Linked DNA regions of Homo sapiens: region 2 is linked to region 1. Evidence: read pairs that join two places in POLR2A ChIA-PET (ENCODE). Cell type or tissue: K562. All regions are shown on one strand.

Evidence for each region. Peaks named below come from ENCODE experiments on the same cell type or tissue, not always from the same donor. Only the 100,000 strongest peaks of a DNase experiment are listed, where the experiment ranks them.
Region 2: POLR2A ChIA-PET joins it to region 1 with 5 read pairs; 7 of 35 experiments call an interaction of 5 or more read pairs at or near these places.

Annotation. Positions count from the first base shown.
Region 1 is chr22:21,853,143-21,858,142 of GRCh38, forward strand. All of the region lies in intron 1 of MAPK1 (mitogen-activated protein kinase 1), which reads right to left. Among named protein-coding and RNA genes, the nearest start is that of MAPK1, 12 kb to the right of the region's middle. RefSeq lists an enhancer at 2,700-3,201. In K562, no CTCF peak of the experiment used is centred here; DNase peaks (open chromatin) are centred at 1,659, 2,007, 2,699, 4,959 and 1 weaker place.
Region 2 is chr22:21,918,896-21,923,895 of GRCh38, forward strand. PPM1F (protein phosphatase, Mg2+/Mn2+ dependent 1F) reads right to left here. Exons shown (of 8, transcript NM_014634.4): 8 at 530-4,576. The coding sequence ends at 4,197. Among named protein-coding and RNA genes, the nearest start is that of PPM1F-AS1, 17 kb to the right of the region's middle. RefSeq lists enhancers at 1,008-1,667, 2,329-2,987. In K562, no CTCF peak of the experiment used is centred here; no DNase peak of the experiment used is centred here.

The sequences.
Region 1 (5,000 bases):
CCAACATAGTGAAACCCCATCTCTACTAAAAATATAAAAATTAGTTACACGTGGTGGTGTGCACCTGTAGTCCCAACTTCTTGGGAGGCTGAGGCAGGAGAATCACTTGAACCTGGGAGGAAGAGGTTGCAGTCAGCCGAGATCATGCCACTGCATTCCAGCCTGGGTGACAGAGCAAGACTCTGTGTCAAAAAAAAAAAAAAAAAGACAAAGTAGTCTTAATGCTATTTCAGAACACAGAAAAGGAAAGAAAACTTCCACACTCATTTTATGAAGCAAGTGTAATGGTAACCCCAACCTGACAAAGACTGCACAAAAGATACTACAGTTGAATACTACTTACGAATATCAACACAAAATCTCTGAATATTAGCAAACAGAATCCAATGGCACATTATAAAAAGGAATACAAATAAACAAGCACAGTTTATTCCAGGTATGAGAGATTCCATATAAGGAAATCTATTGACATGATCTTCACATTAACAATGTTAAATGTGATGAAATCATATCATCTTCACGGAGGCAGTAAAGACATCTGACAGCTGGGTGCGGTGGCTCATGCCTGTAATCCCAGCACTTTGGGAGGCCAAGGCGGGTGGATTGCCTGAGCTCAGGAGTTCACGACCAGCATGGGCAACAGGGTGAAACCCTGTCTCTACTAAAATACAAAAAATTACCTGGGGGTGGCAATACGCGCTTGTAGTCCCAGCTACTTGGGAGGCTGAGGCAGGAGAATTGCTTGAAACCAGGAGGTGGAGGTTGCAGTGAGCTGAGATGGCACCACTGCACTCCAGCCTGAGAGACAGAGCAAGACTCCATCTCAAAAAACAAACAAACAAAAAGAAACAAAAAACTAAAATAGGAAATGATGGATACTGCCTTAAGTAAACAAAATACACCTCGGTCCAAAGCCAGCATCTGACTTCATGTGAAAACATTAGAGACTTCCCTGCTAACATCACACACCACATAAGGCTAAAATATTTTCCAATTTACATTTTTAGAGGTAAGCATTAAATTCTATGATGCCAGACAAACATTTACCAGATTTTTTTTTTTGAGATAGAGTTTCACTCTTGTTGCTCAGGCTGGAGTGTAATGGCGCACAATCTCGGCTCGCCACAAGCTCCGCCTCCCAGGTTCAAGCGACTCTCCTGCCTCGGCCTCCCGAGTAGCTGGGATTACAGGCATGTGCCACCACACCCAGCTAATTTTGTATTTTTTGTAGAGACGGGGTTTCTCCATGTTGGTCAGGCTGGTCTCGAACTCCTGACCTCAGGTGATCCGCCTGCCTCGGCCTCCCAAAGTGCTGGGATTACAGGTGTGAGCCACCGCGTCTGGCCAAAATTTACCAGTTCTTGAATGCTGAATCCTGCTGGGATAACTGGAAACACTCCTAATGTTACTATAAACTCTCACACTGCCTTGTTGGCAATAATTAAATAGCTCTTTCTAGCAGTTGTGTTCAAGTGGACAGATAATCACAAATGTCTTTTCTTTCTAGCTCCCTTTGGACGAAAGAAAGAAAGAATTTACAACACGTCTAAAGATTGTCACTTTTATCATCCCTTTGAATGATAAGTGATCAGGGCTGTCCCAAAAGAATGCCTGAAAACATTACAAAATGTTATCATAAGCAGAATGGCTCACTAAGGGGATGAACATTCTGGCAAGTCTTAATCTAGCATCACTACCAACTGTTTTTTCACTGGTCTAAAACATAACATCTAATATTTTTATTTGCCTATATAGCCCTGCAGTAATAATTAACTTGTGAAAGGTCTACACTGATTTTTTTCTTTATAAAGTATTTGCTTCAACCATGGAACAGAAACAAAGTTGATTTAATGGGAAAAATGTAAATTTATTTGAGGATAGGTTCAGCACTGCTAAATTGAAAAGGGAAAGAAAATTTCAAACAAACCCCAAAAAGAAACATTTTCACATCTGTAGTGAAAAAGCTAAATAGCAGTACACTAAACTTGGTTACTGACAAAATAAATCCTTGTGGCCAAGGTGAGGCAAAGATATTACTCTCTACTTTGCTAGCCTACCTTGTGTTCAGTGAATTCAAACATTAATTGGGGCAATGTATTGTTTTTGCTTCATTTTCTTTAGCTGTGCAGTAAAGTCTTTGCTTTCATAGAAAGATTGTGCCAAGTTCTTTCTTTTTCAGAATTGCTTTTAAATCAGTTCTATTTAAGTATTTCTCTCTCTCTCAAACTTGACATTTTTCATTACACCTTTTTTTTCCAATGCCAAAATAGCAGCATTAACATTCATTCCAGTCACTAGGTAAAAACTCTCTTCAGTCAAACACACATGAATAATCTAATTCGTGAGGTAAACGACTACTGTCATACAGTATTACGAAGTTCCAACCTTACTTGCAGAGCAAAAAATAAAAAATAAAAATAGTCATTTTCCTCAAGGGTTTAATTGTGGGCTTTTAATGTTGAAGTAAATCAATTTACTAGTTTTTAACCTCAAGTTTTTCCCTATTTCATTATATCTCAATAATGATTATCCAGAGATTTCTGAGGTAAATTACATTAAAGACAGCGCTAGTAACTGGGAAACAATCCACACATGAATCTTAATATATTGCATATATGCTAATTTCATGTAATGTTCCTGAGGGCGGTGACAATATTAGAGCTGTACGAGACCCTAGAGACCATCCCAATCCCTTAACTCCACAGATGAGAAACACAAAAACTTGCAGAAGCAGAGTGACGAGCACATGCCCATGTGACATGTCATCAGAAGCAGGGACCAAGACTCAGGTCTCTTGCCTTCCAGGCCAGTCCTCTTTTGGTAGGCTAAAAGCTGCCTTTCACAGCTTCCCACAAATTTCAACACATCCTCACTCAAGTACGTTTCTGAAAGGGACTCACCGACAACTCTTTAGAGAAAAGGAACTATATCTCAAACCATAGGAAAAGTTCTATATCTAGCTTATCAAACTTTTAGTCTCTGAAGCATGTGAGAGTAAGTTTGCCAGTATTTCTTTCTCATTATCCCCCAATACTTTAGTGACTATTTCCAACAAACAAAACTAGACTATTCTCCCATACAAACAAAATGCTACCATCAAAATCGTCAACGCTCACCTGTCAGATTATGACCAAAGGCCTCTAAGTCAGAATCCCGCCCAGGCAAAATGACATGGCAGCCAACTGTGGAGCCTCGGTTGGCCTCGGATAGCTGGTCCCCCCTTCATTCACACCACATATCTGAGGACCAGATATGGAAAGCCTCTCATGCTGGAAAACTTGGCACAGTAGAAAGGCGGCCACACTTTTGCCCGTCACACAATGCACATTCACGGGGGACCTGTGCTAAACCATTCACAGACAACCTGTTTCTGGGTCAGGGTTTCGTATACAGCAGAGCAGTCAGCTATCGACACAAGGGTTTGTAACAAAAAACAAAAAACAACAAAAAAAAGGAAGGACAAACCAAAACAAAAAAGAAAATACCAAAAAAAAGAAGAGTTAAAAAAAAAAGAAGATAAAAATAAAATCATTAACACAGATACACGACTACAATCTAATTTTCAGACATTCTAGTTTTGCCAATCATGCCGATTCAGAATCATGAACCACATGGAGTTGCCATGTTTCTGCACACTTCTTTAGTGTGGAACAATTCCTCAGTGTTTTCTTGGTTCCATGATCTTGACTTAATTTTGAGGTTTACAGGCCAGTTATTTTGCAGAATATCCCTAAACTCGGGTTACCTTGATGTTGCCTCCTGAAGATTTGGATTATGCATGAAACACTTGACTGTCCCTATTCTAACTATATAAAGATGCTCCTTGACTTACTATGGACTTACATCCCAATAAACCCTTCATAAATGGAAAACCTCATAAGGTGAAATGCTTGTTTTTTTTGGGAAAGTTTCTTGCTCTGTTGCCAGGCGGGAATGCGGTGACACGACGACGGCTCACTGTAGCCTTGACCACTCAGGTTCAAGCGATCCTCAGCCCCAGGCTCCCAAGTAGCTGGGACTATAGGCACGTACCACCACACCTGGCTAATTTTTTTTTTTTTTAATTTTTAGTACCTTTAGTACAGAAAAGGCCTCACTATGTTGCCTAGATTGGTCTCAAACTCCTAAGCTCAAGGAATCCTCATGCCTCGGTCTCCCAAAGTCCTGGGATTATAGGCATGAGTCCTGCACCCAGCCTAGCTGAAAATACATTTAATACACCTAACTTACCAAACATCACAGCTTAGCTTAGCCTACCTTAAACATGTTCAGAGCACTTACATTAGCCTACAGTTGGGCAAAATCATCTAACGCAAAGCCCATTTTATAATAAAAGTGTTGAGTAACTCATATGATGTATGAAATACTATACTGAAAATGAAAAACAGAACAGTTGCGTGGGTACTCGGAAGTAAGGTTTCTACTGCATGTGTATCACTTCCATACCATTGTAAAGTCATCTGACCACCAAGCCAAATATTTGTACTTCTGCACATGCTGCTTTACATAGAGACCGAGACAAAGGGGGATTCACATCTTGTCAACCCTGTTTACTTCAAAGGAATAACAGAGCATTAACTAGGTACCAAGTGCTCAGGACTTCAAGTATACTGTTTTATTTAATACTCATGACAATCCTTTGACCCCTTACTTGTGACTGGCAAGTTACCCAACTTTTGTTTCATTTTCCTCATCTGTAAAAACCGGAGAGTGATACACACTCCCTGGAGAATGACAGGGAAAACAGTACCAAGAACTTTAACCTAACAAGTCAGAAATCAATGAGACCCCTTTTGACAATTCCCACCTTGCCCTTTAGACATTCCGAGATATGCAGCTTTATTTAATAAATGACCCCACCTTGGGCCTCAGCTGACTAGACCAGAGGCAGACACTCTCCCAGGCTGGAAAGGCCAGGTGGAGTGAGCTGTTCTGTGCAGAATGATCTCCCTAACAGTGTTTTTACACATTCTGTTCCACTTGGAATTGGATTCAGAGTG
Region 2 (5,000 bases), 66 kb after region 1:
TAGAGATGGGGGTCTCCCTATGTTGCCCAGGCTGGTCTCAAACTCCTGAGCGCAAGAGATCCTCCCACCTCAGCCTCCCAAAGTGCTGGGATTACAGGTGTGCGCCACCACACCTGGCCTCAGGAGGTGCCAGGAGGGTATAAATGGTGGGCCTCAAGAGCGTCATGTCAGAGGGTCTCCATCCTCAGGATGGAACCTCCTGGGGCACATCAGGCTCCTGGATAAAATGAGGGGTCCTCAATGCTCCTGTGGCTCCCCAATGTCATGTGAGGTCCCAGGGGCTTAATCCCTTTCCTGTCACCTTCCTGCTGCTGGTGGGGGTGGGCTCAGAGCCCCTCAGGGAGGAAAATCAGGTTGCTGGCTAGACCAGGAGGGTGTAGGCCACCAGGGCTCTCTCCAGAATTTGTCTGCTCGCTTCGCAAGATTTGCAGATGGTCCCCAATATTAAAGCAGCTTCCAAACACATCTGGACATCAAAGGGGACAAGATGCTCAGAAGTCAGGAAGAAGGCAGGACTCGGGCGACAGAGTTCAGAACTTGTGGTTTATTGACACTTCTGCATGGTGGGTCCTTGGGAGACTGCCTTTCTGGCATCTTGGGACTTGTCCCTAAGAATAGGGAAGACAGTCATCCTGTCCTGGAGCAAAGCTCCCCCTTGCACAGGAACACAACTCCCATGCAGGAGAAGCCCACCGAGACGAACGCAGATAAACCCTTCGCAAGGCCTGCACTGCACCGGAATGGCAGAGCTCCGTGCATTTGGCAAAGCTATGGAGCCTTGGCAGAATGCACAGGACTCTGGGGGCTGCCCCCCTTGAGCTACAGAGGCAGAATCGAACCAAAAACACTGCTTCCTTTAACACAGCCCAACTGGCTTACATTTAGCTTGGGACGAGGCTAGGCCTAAGAAGGGCCAGAGCTGTCCTCCCAGCCCTGGGAACACGGCTGAGACGGCCCGGTGCCCACGCTGGGCTCACCATAGGAGAGGAGAGGAGAGGGAGGGGGCCCCATACTGGCCCTGCCGTCTGCACCCCGTCCCTTTCCCCACTAAACACACCCATTTCCTATCCTGGGTTCTGAGGCTGGGACTGCCTCTGGGATTCTGAGGGACTGCCCTCCACCCCTGCAGGCCTGGGCTCAGAGTCAGCCACACCTGTAAGGCAGGCCCTGCTTCCCCAGCTTTTGTATTCCATATACGGTGCTGGCATGTGGAGCTCCATTCTTCTCCAGCCCACTTAATTTTAAGAATAGACACTAATAAGACTTAACCACCCCAACCTGCTGGCAGCAGGAGGGCCCCTGTGTGCTGGCAGCATCTCCCCAGGACACGCCGGCTCACCTGCACCCACAGCGTTCTAGGAGGTCGCGGCCTCTGCAGACTCAGTGCAACCCCTGGGCCTTACAAAAGGGACACTCAGAGGTGCACTGCCTGCTCAGCTCACACAAGGAACAAGTGGAGAGCTGGGCTGGAGAAAGGATTACAATTTACAGACCAGTGTCCCTGGCTAGGGGCCCTCATGGGACTGTGGCTGGAAGAGAAGGTCGCCCCGGAGGTTGGAGGCTGAAGACACCTGGTGCTTCTTGGTGCAGTCCTGGTCAAGATGGAAGAGCGCTCCTCTGTGCCCAGCTGCTGTGCAGGGGTGGACGAGGGCTCCCTCGGCCCCAAGGCAAGGGCGGAGCAGCTCCCAGTGCTGGCACCAGACCTCTGCCAGGCACGGGGCATGGCCATCCTCTGGGGTCCTGGCTCAGGGGTGGGGAGCGGCAGTGCTGGGACAAGCCTGGGGAAAGGGTTTCCCATACACTGAGGCTGCGAGATCTTCCAGTGGAGCCTCAGGCTAGGGTATGAATCAGACCACCAGGTGATAGGAGCCAAACCTCCACATGGTGAAACTTCACTCTCGGCAGCCAGGAACAGAATTATTAGCAAAGAAAAGAGAAAAGCAGATGCCAATCATTCTCTCTCTTCGTCAAGGTTATGCCCACGGGCAGGGTGGGCTAGTGGTGAGGGTGGAGCTGCGTCCCTGACCCCCAGAAGGAGACAGCAGGCCTTCAAGTTAAGCCAAGCAATACTTGGTCATTGTTTGTGGCCAACCATTCTCTGAATGTCTGAATGACAGCGACTATGTTTAAGGTTTTTTTTTGTAAATAAGAGACCTTAAGCAATGCATTGACTGCATGGTCTCAACCTCATCTGTGCTGTGAGAATGAGGGGTAAGGCTGGGCATGCAGGTAGGGCCCCAGCAAAGCTGGCTCCCCGCTCCCTGTGGGACAGAGGGCTCCCACCGGGAAGGCGGCTCTAGCGTGCCTCCTCGGCGAGCTGAGAGGAGGCCAAGGTGCTTGGGGCACAGCTGTGCAAACCTTCCTGGGGCTCTCGCTGTCTGCAGGTGGACTCTGAATGCCTTCATGGGGACCACACAGCCCAGCTTCCTCCCTTTCTCCTCTCCTCCCCCTGCACTGCTCTGACCTGCCTGGAGCAGCCCTGCCCACCTCCAGCTCAGCCCTTCCTGTGGCTTGGCCCTGCAGATGGCCTCTGAGTCCTCCCCTAGCCCCCTGCCCTCTTCCCTCTACCCGACACCCTCCCCCAGCCTTGCCACTTTCAACTTTGCACGCCCTCAGTGAGCTCCCTGAGGCACCCAGGATCGGTCACTTGTGAGCCCCCTCTCAGGGTGCACTAGGGGACGTGGAGCTCTCATGCCTGTTCAGGGCATGGGGCAGAGCAAGGCAGGCGTGCTGCCAGCCACCGCGGCAAGGTGAGGGGCTGTGGCCTGTGCCATGGACTCCCAGCAGCATCCCTGCTGCCTCCAGACTGAGACAGAGACCCACGGGCTGCCTCTGTGCTTGCCTGAGCCTCTTAATTAAGAGTCTTTCCCAATGAGACCAATTTGATTACAAATTCACAAGATATTTGGGAATGTTCCAATCACACAGCAGCAAGGTCCCTCTGCCTGGGATCCAGCCAGGCCCAAGGGGGTGGGAATGCAGGCAGATGGGCCAAGGTCACCCGGGATGCCCAGAGCCCCGCTGTCGGGCCCAGGCACCACTACGTGGCAGTCGCAGCTCCTGCCAGTCACCTGGGCAGCGGGGGGAGGGGAGAACCTTGGGGGTGTTCAGCATCACAAAGAGGCGGAAAACTCTTCCAGAAAGATCTCACCAAAATCATGCCTCCCTAACAAAACAAATCCTGCTTTTCTAAAAACCTCAATGGGCCTATCCGAGCCCACTGCAGTCCTAGTTTCTTCAAAGCTGTGTAAGGCACTTGAATGGCTTATTAACACCACCTGGAAAAGTTCCTGTTTCAATCCTGATTTAGAAAATAAATTCAATAATACTGCAAAAAAAGGTTCCTTGAAAAATAGCTTTAAAAAAGTAAATACTTAAGTTTTCTAAAGAATAAAATAAATGCTAAGCTCTGCTTAAATTATATGACACAACAGGTCATCTTGGCACTGATAAAACAAAGAGAAAACCTGGAATACTGCTTCGGAATTAGACCTCCCTGGAAAAAAACAAACACACCAACAAAAGACACATGTGCGTCGCCGGTTCCGGGCTCAGGGAAGAGAGCAGCCCGGAAGGCCCTGGTGGGCCCAAGCACATCATGGCTGCCCTGGAGTGGGGGCAGGGGGGTGGCTGCTACAGAACAGACCCCTGGCTCTGCTGCGCTCTCCTCTTTGGGACACTGGTGTGGCCGACCAGGACTGGCTGGGCATATCTGTAAATATGAACCCACCTGGCCCTGGCCGCAGAGAGGAGCAATGGGAAACTGGGGCTGGCCACTCCGCTGCTGGGCCTGACCCAGGGGGTGCTTCAAGAGTTTGGCTCCTGGGTCCGCCCCAGGGTCCCACGTGCACAACCATGCTGCCCCATGCACACCAGTGTCTTTGGTTTGGCTGCCGTTGGGCACCTATGACCTCTGGTCCCACCCCGGGCCTAATAGGAGCTGGGAGCAAGAGCCGGTCCATCTTCTCTTTGGTGAGGTCTCCTAAGCTGCCTTCCACCATCTGCCCGCCACCCAGTGCAGTTCCACAGCCACCAGGACGGGCTGCGGGGGGTGTCCCGACTGGCTCTGGGGTGCTGGGGAAAGCACTGTGGGGCGGGCACCCTGTCCACTGCCTGCCACCTGTTGGGTCCTGAGGCTTCTGAGGGAGAGAAGGACAAGGATGGGAGGAAGGGGAGGGCAGGGGCCTGGAAACCACCTAGCTTCTTGGTGGAGCCTGGGTCTCAGGTTCTGGAAGGCTGGAGGGCAAGTCCTGCCTCCTCCCTTCTGCCTGGGGGTCCCCTTCTCCCTGGTTCCCGCCCTCCAGCAGCTCTTGGGGGTCCCTGAGGAAGACCACCATGACCGTGATGTTGTCGTGGGAGCCCCGCTCCCGGGCCGCAGCCACCAGCTCCTCGGCGACACGGAGCCCGCTGCCCTGCTGCCTGGTCAGGTGGCTCTGGACCAGGCCAACAACTTCCTGGTGGGGTACGACGTCAAAGAAGCCATCACAGGCAAGCAGCAGGTAGTCCTCGGAGCCCGTCAGCGCCCGGGAAGCTGCATCGGCCTCCCCAGACACGTAGGGCTTCTGGAAGACATCCCCTGGACAGGCGGAGAAGAGCCCGGGTCAGAGGACCACGGTGTCCACAGCTTCCTCCCCACCTACCCAGGCCTAGACCTCACATCCTGCAGGGACAGAGACCAACCTGCTCTCATGGGGTCTGGGGTCTGTTGCTCCCTTATGCAAACTGCCCAGTACTTCCCACTTGCCTGGGAACGGAAACCCCTGACCTTGGCCTGTGAGCTCCCCCTTTTTTTCTTTTTTCTTTTTTGAGATGGAGTCTTGCTCTGTCGCCAGGCTGCAGTGGCGCGATCTCAGCTCACTGCAACCTCTGCCTCCTGGGTTCAAGCGATTCCCCTGCCTCAGCCTCCCGAGTAGCTGGGATTACAGGCTCGCGCCACCATGCCCAGCTAATTGTTTTTTTTTTTTTTTGTATTTTAGTAGAGATGGGGTTTCACCATGTTG